2 separate regions of the Mus musculus genome follow, and region 1 is linked to region 2. A link is a contact called in ENCODE Hi-C or POLR2A ChIA-PET data. All regions are on one chromosome and are shown on one strand. Each heading gives the region's core, a stretch centred on a gene start or an enhancer-like site at or near the end of the contact. The rest is flanking DNA. Distances are from core to core; before and after follow the strand shown. Region 1 holds the start of Tns3 (tensin 3). Region 2 overlaps Tns3 (tensin 3).

What was found. Hi-C counts contacts between places; a loop is a spot of excess contacts on that map. ChIA-PET counts read pairs that join two places held with the same protein, here RNA polymerase II (POLR2A).
Region 1: a map of v-Abl transformed pro-B cells shows a loop between it and region 2 (2.9-fold over the local background). The contact joins the promoter of Tns3 here to the enhancer-like site in region 2. A Hi-C loop is called at or near these places in 1 of 37 maps with a recorded cell type or tissue (v-Abl transformed pro-B cells). POLR2A ChIA-PET finds 5 or more read pairs at or near these places in 1 of 5 experiments (Patski).

What each region holds. Positions count from the first base shown.
Region 1 is chr11:8,662,673-8,669,449 of GRCm38, reverse strand. It overlaps Tns3 (tensin 3), which reads left to right and starts at 4,915. Exons shown (of 31, transcript NM_001083587.1): 1 at 4,915-4,971.
Region 2 is chr11:8,441,162-8,448,070 of GRCm38, reverse strand. Tns3 (tensin 3) reads left to right here. Exons shown (of 31, transcript NM_001083587.1): 25 at 2,330-2,425; 26 at 3,048-3,125; 27 at 4,059-4,136. Among named protein-coding and RNA genes, the nearest start is that of Tns3, 220 kb to the left of the region's middle. Within about 2 kb of position 1,880, at least 2 of the 3 ENCODE cell types and tissues checked have a DNase peak (open chromatin) inside an H3K27ac peak, as active enhancers do.

The DNA of each region.
Region 1 (6,777 bases), core at 3,666-6,165, 220 kb before region 2:
GGATATTTGGGAATTAAAAGCATTCTCTAGATGTCCTTCGAGGTAGTGACTGACTCTAGACTAGGGGCAGATGACATCACCATAAGGTTCCAGGAAGCTTGGGAAGTCATACAAGTTACTCAACCCTAGAGAGTCTTCTGGAAAAAGCAGGTCCAAAGAGAGTCACAGAAAGGGGAAAAGAATGACTGGCTTCTAAAAAAGGCAGGGCCACCCTGCTGAGCTAGTTGGCTTTCCTCTTCCTTGGAAATGAGCCCTCTATACTCATTTAACTGCAAAGTACTTTCAGGTTCTTGGTGGGAAGCTACTAAAAGGACAGAAAATAATGATTCCTTGTCTAATTCACAACTGTTTAAATATAAAAATGAAATAAAACCCAGAAAGCCCCCAGCTGCCCATCTGGCTGCTTGGATATATGTGTTTCTAGATAGTGTCAAACAAGGCGTAGGCTGCACGAGGAAGGAAAGGATATTATGGGAATTAAAAGCTTAGCAATAAATTAAAAAAAAAAAGCTAAAAGAGCCAGGCGGTGGCGGCGCATGCCTTTAATCCCAGCACTTGGGAGGCATGAGGCAGGCAAATTTCTGAGTTCGAGGCTAGCCTGGTCTATAGAGTGAGTTCCAGGTTTTTTTTCTATGAGAAAAAAAAAAAAAGCTTAGCAATACAGATGTCTGGCCCTTTCTTGAGCTTTTCTCTATCATGGGTCATGTAACCTATAGCTCAGGTTTCCAGTAGGCTCCCATGGGTGTCCACTTTTTGCTAGTTCTTTATCCTGTTCCCAATCTTTTTGGGCTCATCCTCCCTCCCCGGCACAGCATAGTGCCCACATCATGCCTGTAGGGGGCTCTCTTCTCATGCAATGTCTCTTCCACAAAGTCTATTCAACAAAGGTATGGTTCTTAGCCTGTTGCTTCATAGATCTTTCCCCCAACTCTCCTTGTCTGATCCATAGCCTTGGGGAGACACGTTGTGGTCTCATGAGAGTATTAGAAGCAACTCTCTTAGAAAGGCCTTCCCAGCAGGCCAACCTACACTCATTGAATGGTTTGATTTTCACAAAATTAGATGGATTCTATTATTGGAAGTTGTCAAGCCAAAGTCTAATGAGCATCTGTTGGGAGTGCCATGGTGGAGGCTGAAGTCTCCTCCAGCAGGAAAAGTCTGAGATCTCAGATCCATTCAGCATGACTCACTATGACTCCATTCAGGCTCTGTTTTTACCTGTGGCTACCCAATCCAGCAACTAAGGAACTCTGGGCTGGCCCAGGGCAATACCTCCATGAAGGTATATTGAATCAACTCATTGTTCACCATACACAGAGAAGAGCACACCTCACTTATCGAGAAACCTGATTTGCTACACAGACCCCAAGCGTGCATCTATCACTTAGTATCCATGTTGTCCCATTAATTTGTACTTAGGGAATATGGTACCACATCAAGACTTTCTGGGAAACAGAACCAAAAGAATTTATATATAAGGCAGGATTTATTACAGAGATCAACTAGTGTTAGATTCTAGAGGCTGAGAAGCCCCTACCGTCTGTTGTGTACAAACCGCAGAGCCAGGAAAGCTGTGGTGTTATCCAGCCTTAGTTTGAAGCCCTGAGAGCCAGAAGCAATCTGTTCAAGGGCAGGACAGCATGAAATTAAGAGCTCAAGAAGAGAGAACATTTGTTCCTCTGTTTTTTTCCTCCCCAGGCCTCAAGGATGGAAGATGCTTTCCAACATTGGAGAAGACCATCTTTACTCCCTGGGCTGATTCAAAGGCCAATATGCATTTCGAACACCTTTGAAAATTTCCCAAAACAGTCGGGCATGGTGGCACACACCTTTAATCTCAGCACCCAGGAGGCAGAGGCAGGCGAATTTCTGAGTTCGAAACCAGCCTGGTCTACAAAGTGAGTTCCAGGACAGCAAGGGCTACACAGAGAAACCCTGTCTCAAAAAACCCCAAACAAAAAAGAAAAAAAATGTCCCCAAACAACGTTTGGTCAGCAGTCTGCACATCCCTCCCCCTTTTCAGGTCGACACATACAACTGATGATAGATTTGTAGGAAACTCTAGACACAGTGTAGGCAAGGGCTGGGCCAGCCTGTAGTGCTCCACCAACAGGTGGGAGGCAGAGACAAGAGAACGATGAGAACAGCATGGGCTGCATAGCAAGGACCTGTTTAAAAAAATAATCTAAATAAATAAGCTAAAGTGAGATGAGCCTGTGGGGGGGGGGGTGCAGTGTGAAGCCTGTGCTGTCAAAATGTGATCTGCTCCTTTGTGGGGCAGAAGGAAAAGAAGAAGGCTCATAGTGAGCAGTCTCTGAAGGCAAAACCTTGTAGTGTGCTCACACTCAAACCCGGGCTGCCTCACAGCACTGCAGGCTATGCAGCCACCTCTCATGTGTTTCCTGTTGCTGTTCAATAGGTCTGGAAACATTACTTTTCAGTGAAAGGGAACGCAAAATTTCTTTTCAGTGAAAGGGGGCGCATTAAGTCATCCATCTAGAGATACAAATGTATCCTATCAGTCTTTTGTCAAGGTAAAGACAGTCCCCATAGCAAGGACAAAATTACTAAGAAGATCTAGACTCCAGTTGGGAAGAGTCAAGGAGGCCCCAGAGGGGTTGGGGTTGGGGGCTGAGAAAGGAAGGTACAGCACCAGACCCACCAGCGCTCTCTCCTGCTGGGGGAACCCGCAGGGAGGGGCCAGTTCAGCAGACTTTTCTTTAGCTAAATTGGTTTGACACTTTTGTTTTAAACTCTGAGACATTTTTGGAGGGCTAAGCCTGGGGGGGGGACCCCACATGATCTCCTTTTGGGGGGCTGATAATTGCTCATGCCTTGTTTTTGTTTTAAGTTTTTGGAAATATAAAGTCATGGCATGTGAAGTGAGGAGGCCCCATGGTGCTCAGCTCTGCATAAGCCAGGCCCAGGTCAATCATCCAAAGTTTTCTTTGTTCATCCTGTAGACAAGATGCAGGGACCATGGAGCAGCCAGACATGGGGTGCTCAAAGATACTATGGTCCAGTTTCTCTTTTCAGTTTATTTTTGAACACTAGCATTGAACGTAAGGACGGACATTACGTGCACTGGCCCCCACTTCACTGTTCTAGAAACAAGGATCTAATTAGAGAATCTATCCCACACTGGAACTATCCCCGCAGGGAGGGCAGGGACAGGGGTCTGGGACCATTTAGTTTGGGTAGGGAAAACAGAGTAGGGAGATCTTAGCAGAGGCTCCTGGTACAGAGATGCAGAATCCCAGCCTTGCCTGGGGTCTTCCTTATTCTGAGCTATCAAGTACTTTCCCACATTAGCTCTTAAGGAGGGTGATTGGAACACCTTGTGGAAATTCTTGCAGTCCCTCGGGCAGCTGGGACCAAGCAAGGCAACCCAGTGACTGGAGGGCTGGAGTGAGTAGGCTGTTGGTAAACATCTGAGAGAACAGCACGGAATCTGGATAGTCTTGGATCCTCACCTTACAGTGCTCTGATCCCCACCACTTGGTTTACCTATGTCAAGTTAAGATTTTGGGGGTGTTTTCTTACCAGGTCAAAGGCAAAGGAACAGTTCCTGCCTTGTCCCCCTTTCTAGCAGAATGACTGTGACCTCCTCCCTATCCCCTCTAAAGGCTCCTTTACAAGCATCCTGTTCCTCACCCATGACCCGTGGGACTCCCAGAGGCTAGGGAAATGCTTGTTTCATTCCTTAGGGCCTGGGGCTCAGGGCCTGGGGAAGCTTTTGCCTCAGGCAACATCTCCTTCTCCCAATGTCTCCATTTCTCAGAGATAGGCATAGCCTTCCCAAACCTGGGGGAGAGGAAACAGGGTGTGGCCCGGCCTCTAGCCTGGCCTAGGATCCAGGGCCTCACCTCAGTGTTTGTGAAGGCTGCGCTGTAAACAGATCCACCAGATATTACTTTCCTAGCTCAGCTTCTCCACCATTCCTGGCAAGCCTGGCTTTTTCTTGAAGGCACAATATGGCAAGAATTGAACAGGTTTTGGTAACCTCAGACAGTGGCTGCACCGAGCAGATAGATACAATTTCTACCCTCTTTTAAAGCTACCTGGAGTGTTTTCCCGGAGTGGAATCAGAGATATTAAGGGCTGCTGGTGTCCACTAGAAACTGATGGAAATTCCATCTCATTTATGCAGACGTGTTTGAAAGACCATGCAATGGCATGCCATCATTCCCTGGAGATCGCAATGAGAAAATGGACACAGAGGCCCAGCTATCCGAATCTTGGGGATCTCTTAAGAAATCTTGCTCTGTCCTCATCTGAGAAAGGCTGTTCAGGAGATCTTCTTTCTCCTGTGTTCCTGCCAGCCTCAACCGTATTCTCTCCTGCTAGGTTCACTTTAAGAAGTCAAGGGACTTCTACCCAGCACCATCATCTCCTCCTGCCTGGTGAATTCTGGATGTTGAAGGGGCTGTTGGAGCATCCTGGGCTGTCTTAGAGACTGCTGCTTGATACACGTAGAGCCCCACGGGATAATAAGTCACTGGAGGGTATTGTAGGACTTCCTCCTGGCAGAAACAGCACTTAGACACACTGGATGAAACAATAAACTGGTTTTGCAGGAATGGGACTCGAACCTCCCTCCCCAGGTGCACTTACGTAGACATGGAACTGTTGAGCCTATAGAATACTGGGGCCCCCGAGGTATTTAGGGAGGCCAGCGAAGTGGGAGGGTATTTTAAAGAGCTCATCCCTTGGGTCAGGAACCCGAGGGGGTGAGTGCGGGGGGCGGGTGTCCAGCACCTGGAAACGCAGGACATTGTTAGGAAGATGAGACCAGGTGACCGGCAGGGCTCCGGTGCGCGGGCGGTCCGTAGCGATTGCCGGAGCCGCCTCGAGGGGGCCCTGCCGCGGGCGCGGGCGGCCAGCCAGGAGGACGGGCCCGCCCGCGAGCAGCTCGGAGCCCAGCTTCGCTTCGGCCATCGCCCCGCCGGACCGCGCTGCGGGTTCGCCCAGGTACCAGGGTCGGGAGCAGGGCAGGGGCAGCCACACGCCGCCACACTCTTTGTTTGGGGCCCCCGCTCAGGTTCCAGAGCCTGGGCGTTCGGGGTCTTGGAACTGGGTTGCAGCCGAGCAGACACCAAACCTGGGCGCGGAGACAGTTGAGGGTGTAGGGACAAGGCGCGGGGGCACCCGGGAAGGGCGCTTGGGATCCAGGACTGAGGACGACCAGGGGGTCTGCGGCGATCGGGAGTCTGGGGCTCAGCCAGGTCCTCGGGCCGACGCGGGCCGGAGCTCCGGGGCCGGCAGGGTCCTGGTCGCGGCGCCCGGCGCCTAGCTAGGAGGGCGGGGGCGGAACCACACTATCGCCGCCCCGGCCCTGCGGACTTTGCTCCCTGAGACAGTTAGGGAAGAGAAGACGGAGGAGCCGCTTGGGGCTGCAATGAGACTTCTCAGGACTTTACTCCCGCCTTTTCCAGGCAAGTGAGCTGTGTGCCTCTTTTCCTTTCCTTTCGGTTGCTTGGGAGCCAGGGGTCTCATCCCGCCTTTTCCCACTATTCGGAGGAGTACGAGTGCAGGCACAGGCCTGGGGGCCACCTGTGGCACGTGTCTCCTGGCACGCGGGCACTGTAGCTGACAAGTAGGAGGGAGGGTCCTGGGCCCCGGGGTTTCTGTGTAGTTCTGTGTTCTGCCCCTGGGGACGTTTGCTTGGATCGATTTGAGAGTCTATGCCGCAAAAAGAGACCCCGAACCCCTTCCTTCCCCAACTGGCATTCTGGCCGGTGCCAGCAGGTGATCCCGACTCTCTAGCGTGACTGAACACAAAAAGTTCCCTCCAGGGCTTGGGGCCAGCAGACCGCACTATCTAGGGTGACCACAACTGATTGGAACGCCCTCGGCTTTGTCACAGCCCACTCCAAATTTTGTTTCTTGAGTTGTGCCTTCTGCTCCACTGTATAGAGCTTCAAAACGACACCCCAAACCAAGAATACAGGAGCTACTATAGTAATAATGTGTACCCCATCAGAGCTAACCCTTTTGACATATTGATGTATTTCCTTGAGGCTTTGGTCTGTTCATATGAATACTTTTTAAAAGTGCTTTTAGTTTTTTGCCTGTTAAAAGAGATTTTTGACTGTCTTTGTGATTTTGTTGCTTCCCTCTTTGGGGCCTATGAGGTTATATTTGCAAATCAATCAACAAGTATTAAGAAAGGCTTTTCTGTGCTGAGGACCAGGAAGGGGGCGGGGATGGCTGCAGCTGGAAGCTGTAGGAGGCTAGGCCAGGACTTGGAGTGTGTGTGTGTGTGTGTGTGTGTGCGTGTGTGTGTTTATGTGAGGGAAGGGGGGCACAGACAAGGGGGTGCATTTGCTGGGTCCTGGAGAACTAACTGGGGCAATTGGTAAGAAGCCAGACCTCCGATAAAGTCATGGTGACTGCCCCCCCCCCCCCCAAAGAATGACAGAGGGCAATAAGGACCTCTGGCTGAGTGGTACTAAACTCTTTGCCTGTTGTTTATTTCATCTCACCCAATGATTCTTGGAAGAAAGAGGGAAGTGGGATTATCACACCCATTTTGCATATGGGCAAAGAAATGCCAAGTATCCTGTTTATGAAGCTGAAATGTGGAGGAGTAGCTGGAATTCTGGGACACAATGTCTGAGTTCTATGGCCTGGCTCCTGCAGGCTGGCTGCTGCTGCTGCTTCCCTGGCAATTGGCTTTGAATGCTTGTCCAGACAGCAGCAGTTCTTCCACTGAGGGTAGCTCCTCTGCCGAGGCTGCTAAAGCTATCCGCAGCAGCAGATGCGAAACCTAACCAC
Region 2 (6,909 bases), core at 631-3,130:
AGAGAGAGGAATCCGAATCAGCATGGCTGTGGTACCTGTCTGTCCCATCCCATGCCTGGGTCTGAGATGAGCCATCCTAACTCTTGTGTGAAATCTGTCTGAAAGCTTCCTGGAGCAAACATGGTACACGGTGTACTGAGGTTGTAAGATGTGGTTGCAAGTGGGCCAGCCTCAGGCACAGGTGGCTGACCTGCTTCAGGAATGTGCTTGCCTTGCAAGGCTAGGAAGTGTGGTTGGGAGGCACCTGGGACTCAGGCAGAGCACAGCTCCCAAACCTGGGGGTGCTGACAGGGCTTCTGTGAGGGAGTGGGAGAGTAAGTGACATCACATAGAACGTCTAGGATTCCCGCCTAAGAAGCTCAACAGAACCTTACTGCGGGGACGTATGGCCTTTATCATGAAGCACTCACTCAGACCTGGCTGCTGAGGACTACCAGGTCTGACTTAGGAACATCAGTTAGTGACATATCAGGAAAAGACTTCTAATGTCTGGGAATGTATCCTTCCTTGGGCAGCCTTCAGACTAAGTCTGAGAATAAACGAACAAAATAGAGGCTATGTGAATAGCAGATGTCAGAAAACCCAGCATGGTGGTCTCCACTGGCTGAAATACAGTCTCGACTCTGTGTGTATACCTAGGCCTGGGTTTGACATTTGTATTTCCCAGTCCAACGATAGATTTGAGCGAAGAGTTTACCAAATGAGTGAAGAGCCAGTTAGTCACTGAGCCACCTCCAGTCAATTTGAGATGAGACAGCTGTGGTCATTCTAGACTCTGTGTTCCAAAACACCCTTGGCAGCAGGATCTTCACGGGGCCATTTTCCACAAGTAGAATCCAGACCTTCAGTGGGTTTTCTCATTAGGCTGGAAGCCCCACACCTTCTCTTCCCACAGAGGAAGTGTCATATTTTGTTCCCTCTGTTTTATGTGTCAGACTTTCATGGAATCCCTGCAGGTTTGACTGCCCCTAGGAAATGCTAACATGTACTGCCGCTAATGTGTGGTGTTGATCAGCATCATTGGAGCCTAATGCAGCTCAGGATCTCTCATCATAAATGGCCCCAAACAGATATGGCGACGGTTTCTGATTATTTTCAGATTTCAAAATATTTGTACACTAATAATGAGGTATCTTGGGAATGAGGCTTAAGTCTTTTTTAAAAATTATTTCTTTATTATTTTATTTGTGTGATATTTTTCCTTGTATATCTGACTGCATAAATTTGTACATGTCTAGTATGCATGGAGGCCTGAAGAGGGTGTCAGATACCCTGAAAATGGAGTTACAGACAGTTGTGAGCTGTCATGTGGCTGCTGGGAATACAACCTGGGAGACCCAAGTCCTAAGATTAAATTCATTTACATCTCCTATAGAATTCATATACATTCCATATATTTTGAAAGTAATGTTATGCAATATTTTCCATTATTTCGTTCATGAAACAAAGTTTCGTGGTGTGGAATCTTCCATTTATGGCCTCATACTGGGGCTCAAAATTTGCCAGGTTTTATTCAGCTTATACAGACTAGAGTCTGGCAACCTCTCCCGAATCGCAAATTTAGTAGGTCTTGCTTTATATCAATTATACTGAGAGGCTAGGTCTCAGAGTGCTAAAGACAGCAATTAAGGAGAGAGATGCAGTACACAGGGTGTCTACTGACTTTAGCAGCTTGGGGCAGTGACTTCTTTTCTCCTGGTTCAGTTTGTACTTTTCCATTCAGTTGCTTCTTCTCTTTCGGTTCAGCAGCTGGCTTGAACACAAGTGTCCTGTTTACTAGCAGTTTGGTAGAATGCTGCCCCTACATAGCAGACTGCTTGTTGCTGCAGGCGTTTCTGTACCCAGCTGGCGGTTCCACCTCACCCAGAGGGCTGGCATCCTTCCAGCTCTGTACTGAAGTCTTTTCTGCCGGAGCCTCGGTGGCCTTTCCTCTCTTGGAGGAATGCAGCTGGTGCTCCAAGGCCAGGGTCTTTCTAAGCTGCCAGTTCATCCCGTCTCTGGGAGTTTCTGGAGTTCCGCCTGAGGGTGTCTGTCTCTCAGGGACTCTTAAGTCTTACTATCCACCTGCCTTGTGGCCCCGCCCACTGACCATCCCAGGAGTGGTTCTGGGAGTGGCCCAGTAGTGCAGTGGTTTAATCCTAGTTAGAGGGAGCCTTCTTAAGTGTAGCCCTTAGATTTGATATCTGCAGGAGGCAGATATAAAAGCTTGTCTGTCTGTCTGTCTGTCTGTCTTCTATATAGTTCTCTCTCTTTTTTCTCTACCCTCGATCCCTACTTTGATTCTCTTACATTTTAAATTTAAAACAATAAATTTTTATTCTTCCCGCAGCTGGAGATTTGTCCAATGAACTTGTCCGGCATTTCCTGATTGAGTGTACCCCAAAGGGAGTGCGGTTGAAAGGGTGCTCAAATGAACCATATTTTGGTGAGTTACTTGAGAAGCTCTTTTGAATTTCTAGAGCATAGATTCCCTCCTTCAGGTGGCTTGAGATTCGAGGGACTCTGTACCACAATGGGTTTCTCTCCTTTCAGCCCCAGGGTGTCAGGCTGCCACGTGAGGTCTTTAAGATAAGCTGAAGGGGCAGTTGTTCTTTAGAAGCCTTGTCAAAAACCAAATAAACGGAAGGGATCCTCCGAGAGCTAGAATAAGACAAGGTGAAGGTCAGCAGCTGGGTCCCAGCAGGGTTGGAGCGCAGTGTGTCCCCATGCCTCAGGCACAAGGAGGAGGAGCACAGTGCTGCCACCAGAGCTCCCCCTTCTTTGTGAATTGAGAGCCTTCTGGATAGACCGGGGCAGCCTTGTTTCCTACTCGTAAGAAGCGCCCCGGCACTTCGCACTTATAAAGGCCATATGCTTGGCATACACTACAGGTCCCTCCATCACCCTCTTCATTGGCTTGGGCCTTGTCATTCTTGGAGCTTTGAGTCACATCCCACAGTGGTATAAAGGCATGCGTTTTTGGAATTTTGGTCTCAACTGATTCTTTGGTTAAGCACAGAGCAAGTGAAGAGATTGGTGACATTCATTTACTCTTATCCACTTTATAGGGAGCCTGACGGCTTTGGTGTGCCAGCATTCCATTACGCCCTTGGCTTTACCCTGCAAGCTGCTCATTCCGGAGAGAGGTATGTGGAGGAGTTCTCAGTGCTATCTGGCTGCGTGTACGATCTTCTGTACCGCTGATAGCATGCTGTACCCAGGACCCACCTTACAAAATAAACTAAGGTTCTTTTTTTATGACATATACTCTTAAACCCCAAAGAAAACTAGTGGCCACCTGAATTGAGAAAGAAGAATGCCCTGCTGCTGATAATAGCTTTCAGACATTGCCCATCGTGGCCTGTATGGAAGGTGTCCAGAAAACAAAGACTGCTCAGCTTAAAGATGTAAAACACTTGGGGTCTGGAGAGATGGTTCAGTGGTTAAAAGCACTGACTGCTTTCCCAGAGGTCCTGAGTTCAATTCCCAGCACTTACATTAGGCAGCTTACGACCATGTAAAACTGTAGTTGTAGAAGATCTAGTCTCCTTGGGCACCAGACATGTAAAACGTGTACATACATAAGTAGTTATTTTATATACAAACATGTGTGTGTATGAAAAAATATATTTTCTCAGACTAATTTTAAGGTCACTTGCATTATAGATTCACAGTCCTACAAAATGAGAATGATGTTGCTATGGTTAAATTTAGGTCATGAATGAACAAGTCTCTCTACTTTTATATTTGTTAGAAAATACCCACAATAATTTTTTTAAAAATTAATATCCAGGGTGTATAGGGGCCTTACTGTGTGTCCCAGCTTTCCTGTAGGTAAATGTTATTTTATTTATCTTTTAAATTTTGATCACTTATGTAAATGAATTCAGAGACTTGGAACATGTTTTAGGGGCATACCACCTCCATCTGTGTTCAGAATGGGTTACAGTCTCTGTGGGCTGCATGATTGCCTCGCAAGAGAAAGCTCTGTCACCGTCTGGGAATTCTGTCATCAGATTTTCTTTGCCATGTGGACTACTGTGTCAGGAGCTCATGTCTCGTCTCACTCCTTCCTGCAGATCCACTGGAGGAAATAGCAGAAAACTCTCCCCAGACAGCAGCCAACTCTGCAGCCGAGCTGCTGAAGCAGGGAGCAGGTCAGTGGCCGCAGCTTTGGTTTTGTATCTCTGCATCTCCGAGTCACTGGGCGGAACCGAACTCCATGATAGAACTTCCCTTTGGACAGTCATTTCCTGCTTTTCTGGGGACTGTGAAGGAAGTTTCCTTTTATAGCTGCTTGGCACAGCTGGGTGGGGTGCAGCTGTGAGGAGGCATGGCCAGGGCATCAGAGGCTCGGACTCAAACAAGACCAGATTCAGTGGAATAAATAAATGTTAAGGCCCATATTTAGTGTGGGGGGAGGGGTGCGGGAAGGCAGGATGTGGTGACCTGCCTCGCCAGCTGAAAATGTAGAACTGTTCTGGAGCTGTGACTCAACAGTCCCTCAGCCTGAGTCAACTGCTGGACCCACTCTGCCATCTGTGCTGAGACACACCACACTGGGAGACCAGGCCACTTGGGTGAAATCTTTGTAAATAGATTGTACTTCCTAAATCCACTATGGGAAAGTATAGAAGGCAGAGAGATTCCATGTCAATGCTGGCTCTCCATTCACAGTATCCCACACCATAGTGTTACAGCTGATGAGTTGTCTAGTATCTTTGCATTATTAAGTGAAGTCTGTAGTGTATGTAGAGCTCACTCTTTTTATTTAAAAATTATAATGGCTTGAACATTTACATCATCTCTCCCCCACTCCCCCCCCACCCCCACTCCCCACTCCCTGTCATATTCACAGCCCGAATTCTGTATTATACATGCGCATACACACGAGTCTACTGAGTCCATTTAGTGTTTAGCTCATATGTACGTGTGTTTAGGGCTGACCATGTGGGGTTTAATAACTTATCAGGGCACTCACCCATGAAGAAAACTGAGTCTCTCTCTGTCAGCAGCCACTGGTTGCCTCTAGTGCTAAATTTTACAAGGCTCCGCCCAGAAATACAGTGTTCTCTCTCGGTGGCAATGGGCTTGAGAAATATTGGCATTCATTCATGAGTATAATGTCACATGAAGTATTTTCTTCATCTTAAAACTTACCTCTGATCTCCTTACTCACTCCTCCCTCATAGTCAAGATACTCACTGTCACTGATCTTTTTATGGTCGCCATACTGTCAGTTTTCCCAGAATGCTTTATGCTGTAAACACAAGCTATGTAGCATTTCAGGTTGGTTTCTTTCTCTCGGTATAGCCATTCAGCTTCTTCTATGGCTTTCCAGAGATCGGTCGCTTCCTTCCTTGTGTATAGTGCAGGAGATTATATGTGTGTTTGTACAGATCTGTATGCATATACATATGGGTCCCTGAACATGTGTGTGCACATGTGTTCAGAGGCAGAAGTCCATGTTGTATATTTCCTCAAATTTCCCTACACATTATTTTTTATAGCCGTCATTCACCGTACCTGTAGCTCATTGATGTGGCTAGGCTGGCTGGCCAGTGAGCTCTGAGGATCCACTTGCTCTGCCTTCCCAGTCCTGCGATGGTAGCAGTACATCACTGCATTCCACTTGCTGGGGACCTGAACTCTAATCCTCAGGGTCATAGCTTTCACTACAAACCTTTTGCCAACCGAAATATCTCCCCAGCCCTTGGTGAAGCAAAGCTTATTTATGCACACAGCCACTGAAGAATATCTGGGTTGCTTCTAAGTTTTGGCAAGTATGTATAAAGCTTCTAAAAATATCCAAACGCAAGTTTTCAGTTAATACATGTTTCCAACTCCTTTGATTAAATACGAAGGAGCCTGATAGTTAGGTCAGGTGGCACGACTAGTTAGCTTTGAATGAAACCACAGAACTTTTTTGCAAAGTGGCTGTACCATTTTGTATTCCCACCAGCAATGGAGAAGCATCCCCTTGCTCCACATCCTTACTTACATACCTCAGGTGGTGTCACCCTGAAGGATGTTCTCATTCTAACTGATGGATACTGTGTGCCATCTTACTGTTACCTCCCTTGTGACGTACTCTCCAGATAGAATGTCATGGTAAAGAAATATTCTTAATTCCTCTGGATAGTTTCTATTGTTCTAATGTAGGTCTGCTCCGTAAATCTAAGCACATCAATGTGACCATTATAAAATGAAAGAAGACACCCTCATTTATCGTGTGGATGTTCTAGGTTCCAAAAAGATGAGTTTGCCATAGCCACAACAGAGGTCACAGGGACTTGCCCCAGGCTAGAAGTATGTCCCTGTGATATTCTTGTCTTCCAGCCTGGCAGCCATACATCCATCCACATCTGATGTATGTGTAGCTAGACAGACCTCGGGTTTATGTTGTTCAATATGCACAGTGGTCTCCCTCTCAAGAGAGGTAGAGAACAAACGAAGAGACTCTGAGAAAGGCCTTGGGAACAGTTTTCCTGAGCGGAGACCACAGCCTTTCCCTGCATGGCCCACCCTTCAGTTTCTCTTCTGATCTCTTGTGAGCCTGAGCAGACTGTCCCTGGGAGACAGTGAGTTCCACAAAAGAGAGAAACTCAGAGCCCCCAACTTTGTTTTAGATATTCATTCCCTGGTGTCTTCCTAGGTTGACACCCCCTGTTAAACCATCAGTGTGGCCCTGGGCTGATTCGATTGTTTGGTTCTACCTCTTAAAAATGTACTTGAAAAAATTTAAAAACCTGTAATAATGATTGATTTTTAAACCACAACTATGTATCAACGAGAAAGAAAGAAAGAAAGAAAGAAAGAAAGAAAGAAAGAAAGAAAGAAAGAAAGAAAGAAAAGAAAGAAAGAAAGGAAGGAAGGAAGGAAGGAAGGAAGAAAGGAAGGGGGAAGAGAGAGAGAGAGACAGAAAGAAAG